Regions from separate parts of the Homo sapiens genome. Here all the other regions are linked to region 2. A link is a loop called in an ENCODE intact Hi-C map of the cell type or tissue named here. Cell type or tissue: adrenal gland. All regions are shown on one strand.

What was found. Hi-C counts contacts between places; a loop is a spot of excess contacts. Peaks named below come from ENCODE experiments on the same cell type or tissue, not always from the same donor. Only the 100,000 strongest peaks of a DNase experiment are listed, where the experiment ranks them.
Region 1: a loop joins it to region 2, with 2.0 times the contacts of the local background. A loop is called at or near these places in 5 of 110 quality-filtered maps.
Region 3: a loop joins it to region 2, with 2.2 times the contacts of the local background. A loop is called at or near these places in 6 of 110 quality-filtered maps.

The regions. Positions count from the first base shown.
Region 1 is chr19:58,123,775-58,126,274 of GRCh38, forward strand. ZNF329 (zinc finger protein 329) reads right to left here. Exons shown (of 4, transcript NM_024620.4): 4 at 2,474-2,500. Among named protein-coding and RNA genes, the nearest start is that of ZNF329, 26 kb to the right of the region's middle. In adrenal gland, no CTCF peak of the experiment used is centred here; no DNase peak of the experiment used is centred here.
Region 2 is chr19:57,973,831-57,976,330 of GRCh38, forward strand. It overlaps C19orf18 (chromosome 19 open reading frame 18), which reads right to left and starts at 704. Exons shown (of 6, transcript NM_152474.5): 1 at 482-704; 2 at 269-373. The coding sequence starts at 602. In adrenal gland, no CTCF peak of the experiment used is centred here; no DNase peak of the experiment used is centred here.
Region 3 is chr19:58,253,468-58,255,967 of GRCh38, forward strand. All of the region lies in intron 6 of ZNF544 (zinc finger protein 544), which reads left to right. Among named protein-coding and RNA genes, the nearest start is that of ZNF8-DT, 24 kb to the right of the region's middle. In adrenal gland, no CTCF peak of the experiment used is centred here; no DNase peak of the experiment used is centred here; H3K4me3 peaks cover 239 bases.

The sequences.
Region 1 (2,500 bases), 150 kb after region 2:
ATGCCAAGTCTTGAGGATGCACAGAGCACTGGGGCCCTGGACCCTGGCCCACAAAACCATTTTTCTCTCCTAGGCCTCCAGGCTTGTGATGGGAGGGGCGGCTGAGAAGGTCTCTGAAATGCCCTGCAGGCATTTTGCTCATTATCTTGCCTATTAACTTTCAGCTCTTCTTTACTTATGTACATTTCTGCAGCCTTTGATTCCTGCCAGAAAATGGGCAGCAAATTTTCAAAACTTTCATGCTTTGCTTCCAGTTTAAATGTAAGTTATAGTTTTAGGTCATTTCTTTGATTATGCAATTGAGTGCAGACTTTAAGAAGCAGCCAGGCGACCTCTCCAACACTGCTGCTTAGAAATTTATTCTGCCAGATACTCTAAATAATCTTTCTCAAGCTCAAGTTGTGTCTGTCACAGATCTCTAGAGCAGGAGCACAATGCTGCCAGTCTTTTTGCTAAAGCACAGCGAGAGTGACCTTTATTCCAGTTACCAGTAAGTTCCTCATCTCTATCTGAGACCACCACAGCCCAGACTTCACTGTCCATATTATTAGCATTTTGGTCACAACCATTTAAGTCTCTAGGAAGTTCCACACTTTCCCTCAACTTCCTGTCTTCTTCGGATCCCTTCAAACTGTTCCAACATCTGCACATTACCCAGTTCCAAAGTAGCTTCAGGAATCTTTATAGCAGTGCCCCACTCCTGTTACCAACTTTCTATACTAGTCCATTCTCACACTGCTGTGAGGAACTACCTAAGATTCGGTAATTTATGAAGAAAAGAGGTTTAATTGACTTACGATTCCACAGGCTGTACATGAAGCATGGCTGGGAGGCCTCAGGAAACTTACAGTCATGGCAGAAGGTGAAGAAGTAAGCATGTCTTACCATGGCAGAGCAGGAAAGAGGGTGAATGAAGAAGGAAGTGCTACACACTTTTAAACAAGCAGGTCTCATGTGAACTATCATGAGAACAGCAAGGAGGAAATCTGCCCCCATGATCCATTCATCTCCCACCAGGTCCCTCCCCTAACAAGAGAATTACAATTTGACATGAGACTTGGGTGGGGACACAGAGCCAAACCATATCAGATTCTGTTTTGAGACAGGGTCTTGCCCCATTATCCAGCCCACAGTGCAGTGGTGTGATCACGGCTCACTGTAGCCTCAAACTCCCAGGCTTAAGAGATTCTTCTGCCTTCTTCCTGACTCTCCCTCCTGATAAGCTGGAACTAAAGGCACATGCCATCACACCTGGCTAATTTTTACATTACTATTTGCAGAGATGGGGGTCTTGCTATGTTGCCCAGGCTGGTCTTAAATGCCTAGGCTCAAGCAATCCTCCTGCCTCAGCCTCCTGAAGTGGTGAAATTACAGGTGTGAGCTACTATGCACATCCAAACATCTTGCTCAAACTGGATCCTATAGGGAAAGGGAGAAGCCCAAGGTCAGAGGGCTCAGGGGATCCTGATTTAAGTTGGGTCAAGGAGAGTCTGCAGTGCACTTTTCTGTATGTGAGCTATACTCAAACGCAACTCTCTGGAGAAGACAAGTCAGCCTGGTCCCCTTTCATCCATCACCACACCCTGGGACACAGCACCATCCCATCCTGACTCCAGAGGGTTCAACAAGGGTCCCCGCTAGTCCTCCATGCCCCTGCACCTCTCACCATGAGATCACCATATCCCAATGTGTGTGGGGGAGCTTTACTTCTCTAAATGCTCTTTCAGGGCCACTCTTCCCTTCTTCACTCCGTGCCTCCATTACCTATCTACTCATTCCTCTCTCAGGACTGGCTGCCCACCCTTCCCATGACACAGCTATCAGAGGCATACCAAGGTTGGCTGCCTCATGGGAGACAGCAAGTGCCATGGAGGCCACAGCTGATGCCAGACAAAAGAGAACACACACAGAGAAGGAGGCATGGCTGCTTGAAGCTCCCCACGAGCTGGCCTGAGGGTCCGGACCTCAGAATACCAGCACCATGGAGACACCAGGTCACACACACATGAACCTTGATCCAGCTAATACAATGGGCCTGGCTGACCCCAGTCCTGGACTGACTCATCACTAATCTTCACTATCGTCACACCTGTCCCTTCTCCCAGGAGAGGAAATTGTCTAGAGGCAAAATCCCAAGGGGATCCACTCATGGGGCTTCAAGGCTGTGTCATCCACCTTGACTGGCTTTCACTCGGCCAGTACTGCACTGCCTCGGAAGGGCCACTCCAAAGTCATCCCAAATTTTCTACAGGCTTCCTGTTCTCCATTCTCTGGGACTCACTCTCTCTTCTACACTGACAACCCCTTATAACCCAAGTCCCAAAGAAGGAAGTTATTCTCATGCCCTGGGCTTTGGGATGCTGATTCCAGAGACGCTACTGCCCAATGCCCCTCCATCCACACTTACAGCTTCCCTGTTGCCCTGATCCAGTCCCTACTACTAAAGGTCCAAAGAAACCCCAAATTAACCTCCTTTTGGCTTCACTTTTTAATTTATTAC
Region 2 (2,500 bases):
ATACCTGTGTAATCTGGATGGGATCAAGGTTTTTGTGTGCGCTTATTAAAGTGAAATGAAAAAGAGAAGAAAGTGGCAATCCCTAAAGAGAAAGCAGTTAACAGAGAGTGAAGAGCATAAGATCTAATTTCCAAGCAAATGTTTATCTAATTATACTCTATTTTATGGACCTTTCTACCAGCAAGCACACAGTACACATTCACATGGCAGATAAGAGGACTCCAGGCTACGATTCTCACTCCACTGAATGAGGAATTCAATGACTCACCCGTGGATCTCGAGGCAGCCCCTTGAATCCCAGGCAACTGGGTTTTATGAAAGAACACTTTGGGCTCTTTGGTGATGTTTCTGGGTGGTTGTGACCGTTTACTGCCTTGAAAAGAAAACTTTTTGCGGTGAAATGTAATTACCTTCTTTTTATCTCCCCTGAAACAGCTTTTCAATTCTCCCTGAGTCACATAAAACCAGTGGTTGAAGCTACCTGGTAAGCCTGTTATGTTTCCAGTGGGATGGAGTCCATCTGCATACGGCAAGCATAAATGAAGTTGGCATTCCATTAAAAACAAAAACAAAATGAGGAAACCACTCTGAACCTTGTCCATCACTCTCAAATTATCAGTATTTTATCCCGTAGATGAAAGGAAATACTTAGCTACAGTCCAGCATCTGTCCTCTATTTATCTGAGGAATCAAGAAGTTCTACTCCCTTCAGAATGTTTGGGCAGTGACTTGGAGCCACCAGTGTGAGGTCAGTCCTTGCTGTGATAATGGAGTTCCTTCATGGAACCATGCTGACCAATGGGGAGACTACAGTGTAAGAGGGCAGTGCTTGGAGGTGCAGGCATGATGAGACCAGGTCCCTGCCTGCAGTGTGCAGATTAGTGAGGAGGCAGAAAGAAATCAATTACAGTCAGCCCTCCGCATGCATAGTTCCCCATCCGTGATTTCCAACAACCTCACTTGGAAAATGTTCAGGAAAAAAGGAATGGGCACGGTGGCTCACGCCTATGATCCCAACACTTTAGGAGGTCAAGGTGGGCAGATCGCTTGAGGCCAGGAGTTCAAGACCAGCCTGGCCAACACAGTGAAAGCCCATCTCTACTAAAAATACAAAAATTTGCTGGGCGTGGTGGTGCACACCTGTAGTTCAAGCTACTTGGGAGGCTGAGGCATGAGAATCACTTGAACCCAGGAGGTGGAGGTTGCAGTGAGCTGAGATCATGCCACTGCACTCCAGCCTGGGCGACAGAGCAAGACTCTGTCTCAAAAAAATAAAACAACAAACACAAAAACAAAAACTAGCCAGGCATGGTGGCGTGTACCTGTAGTCCCAGATACTCGGGAGGCTGAGGCAGGAAGATCACTTGAGCCCAGAAGGCAGAGGTAGCAGTGAGCCAAAATCGTACCACTGCACAAAGAAAGAAAGAAAAGAAAGTGGAAGGAAAGCAGTCACCCTTAGAAGGGAGGCAATGTGCACAGGGGAGACCCACAGCAGGAAGGTAAAGGGGGACTCCTGATGACTGAAAGTGGGCCCTAGGCTTCAGAGATGGGAGGAATAGAAGACGGGCTCAAAAAAGGCAATGAACTATGTCATGTATGAGGGAGACAGAGGGGACCTGGGAGTGCTGGATGTTAGGGACCACTGAAATCAATACTGTCCAGGCTGTGCATGATAGGTGAGAGGAAGGGAATACTTCCAGGAAGAAGCAGAAGTCTGGGACTTTCTTTTGACTCGTGATGTGACCTGACCAACAGGAGGCCCTTTTTTTTTTTTTTTTTTTTTTTTGAGATGGAGTCTTGCCCTGTCACCCACACTGGAGTGCAGTGGCACAATCTTGGCTCACTGCAACCTCCACCTCCTGGGTTCAAACGATTCTCCTGCCTCAGCCTCTGGAACCGCTGGGATTACAGGCATCTGCCACCACACCCAGCTAATTTTTGTATTTTTAGTAGAGATGGGCTTTCACCATGTTGGCGGCCAGGCCAGTCTCGAACTCCTGATCTCATGATTCACCCACCTTGGCCTCCCAAAGTGCTGGGGTGACAGGAGTGAGCCACTGTGCCCTGCCAGGAGGCCCTTTAAGACATTAAAAAAACTCTTATCTGTTTAAACAGAGATGGGATCTTGCTACGTTGCAAGGCTGGCCTTGAACTCCTCAGCTCAAGCAATCCTCCTGTCCCTCCCAAAATGCTGGCATGAGCCTCGGTGCCCGGCCTAGAAATTTTTTCAAGATAATAATCTTAGTAATAAGGTTATAAGTTACCAGGATGCTTGTGGTATATTGCATATGACTTATGAAATCCTTTGGAATCTCTAAATCAGATAATTTGGATTCACTCTGGCTATTAGAATACAATATCCACATCCTACTGGTAGTATGATTCTGGATATATTATGCTGCTTTCTCCAAGATGAGATAATACTGCTAACTTCATTCTCTCCAAGGGCCTTTGCACAAATCATGTAAAAAAAAAATCCATCAATAACTAACTTGCCCCT
Region 3 (2,500 bases), 280 kb after region 2:
TTGCTCTTTTGCCCAGGCTGGAGTACAGAGGCACAATCTCAGCTCACTGCAACCTTCATCTCCTGGGTTCAAGTGATTCTCCTGCATCAGCCTCCTGAGTAGCTGGGACAACAGGCATGCACCACCACATCCAGTTAATTTTTTTTATTTTTAGTAGAGATGGGTTTTCACTGTGTTAGCCAAGCTGGTCTCGAACTCCTGACCTCGGGTGATCTGCCCACCTTGGCCTCCCAAAGTGCTGGGATTGCAGGCACTAGCCACCATGCCCGGCCAAACTAGTCTCATTTGTCAAAGAAAGCATACAAACCAGGACCATTTTTTGTTTTGGCTGGGTTAATACCTTTATAACCTTCTGTGCCAAACACTGACACCTTAAAATATCTTGCAAAGACAAATATAAAACCATATATGTTGACAATTCTGAAGACATTTCTATTTTCATTTTACCAATAATTTTAAAGCCAACTTCTTTAGTAAAGATTTACTTAAGTCGGCTGGGTGCGGTGGCTCACGCCTGTAATCCCAGGCAGGCGGATCACGAGGTCAGGAGATCAAGACCATCCTGGCTAACATGGTGAAACCCCATCTCTACTAAAAATACAAAAAATTAGCCAGGCCTGGTGGCGGGCACCTGTAGTCCCAGCTACTTGAGAGGCTGAGGCAGGAGAATGGCGTGAACCCGGGAGGCATAGCTTGCAGTAAGCTGATATCACGACACTGCACTCCAGCCTGGGTGACAGAACGAGACTCCATCTCAAAAAAAAAAAGGAACAGCAGCACAAATGCCTGGATACATGCAACTCCATCTCACTTTCCCATTCAACAGCAAACTCCAGATTCCAAACAATGTTGGGGCCAAACAGTATTGCAAAAGAATATCAAGTGTTTCCTCCTTAGATTATCAGGGTCAAATTTATTCCAGTCGTTGAGGATGCAGCCAAGCAGGGAGTCAGATGGAATAGATGGAGTGTTTCCTATTATTGTCTGTAAGAGAGAAAATCCTAGGGAGGGTGTAGTACTATTCCTCAGAACCTCAGCCTAGGGTGTCCCCTTTGGAGAGGTTGAGGTCTGGAGTTGGATCCCCTAGAGGATCCCCCTTTGGGGTCCAATCTTAGAGTGTCAGACATCTCTGACTTTAGGTGGGCACCAGTGCTGCTTTATATGTTTTCCCTCCAGTGGCGATGGTCTACTGTGAGCTTTCCTTTGGTTCCTGGGCGTAATCCCAGACTTTTAGTATCCCACTAATTTCAGTGTGATGTATCTTCCTGCATTCCTCACAGGACTAAGGAGGTTCTGAAACATTGCAGAGTTAATAGTACCAAGGTTGGTGGGGTATTCTCTGTGAAGGAAGGATCCAGCGGTATGTGAAAGACTGAGATTGAGAATTTCTTTCTTTCTTTTTTTTTTTTTTTTCTTGAGACAGAGTTTTTCTTTTTTTGAGATGGAGTCTCACTCTGTCGCCCAGGCTGGAGTGCAGTGGCGCGATCTCGGCTCACTGCAAGCTCCGCCTCCCGGGTTCACGCCATTCTCCTGCCTCAGCCTCCTGAGTAGCTGGGACTACAGGCGCCCGCCACCACGCACGGCTAATTTTTTGTACTTTTTAGTAGAGATGGGGTTTCACCATGTTAGCCAGGATGGTCTCGATCTCCTGACCTCGTGATCTACCCGCCTCAGCCTCCCAAAGTGCTGGGATTACAGGTGTGAGCCACAGCGCCCAGCCTTAGACGGAGTTTTGGTCTTGTTGCCCAGGCTGGCTGGAGTGCAGTGGCATGATCTCGGGTCACTGCAACCTCCGCCTCCCGAGTTCAAGCAGTTCTCCTGCCTCAGCCTCCTGAGTAGCTGGGGATTACAGGCGTGTGCCACCATGCCCAGCCAATTTTTTTGTATTTTTAGTAGAGCTGTGGTTTCACCATGTTGGCCAGGCTGGTCTCAAACTCCTGACCTCAGGTGATCCACCCGCCTTGGCCTCCCAAAGTGCAGAGATTACAGGTGTGAGCCACTGCACCTGGCTGGGGTTGAGAATTTCTGTGAGATTCAGGGAAAGCAAATTGATGCAGAAGCAATGACCGTCAACCTATGGGATCCCCTCAGTGAAGTCTGAGATGTAGAATGTCTACTGAAGCTTGTGGATCCCAAAGGTCTTCAGACAGTCAAATCGAGTAAGAGAAGGTAAGTCAAATGCATGAGATACATTATCTTTTGCCCTTACAGGCTGACTTTAAGGAGAATTTTGCATAAGAAAAGAGGATTTAAGTCACCTGAAATATGCGTGAGTTCGCCCTGGATGAGCTGCCGCTGCCAGTTGCATCACAGATAGGGATCAGGGACTGTAACTGGAAAATAGAGAAAAGAGTCTTTTCCCCTTCTGGGCAGGGCAGCTATCCCCATTTACGCCTTGGCCTTCAGGCAACACCAGAGGGTGGCCCTGGCCAGCTGCCCTCAGTTACCAAGGAACTAGTAGGAAACGGCAGCTGAAAGATTTTCTGAAAAAGAGAAAAAG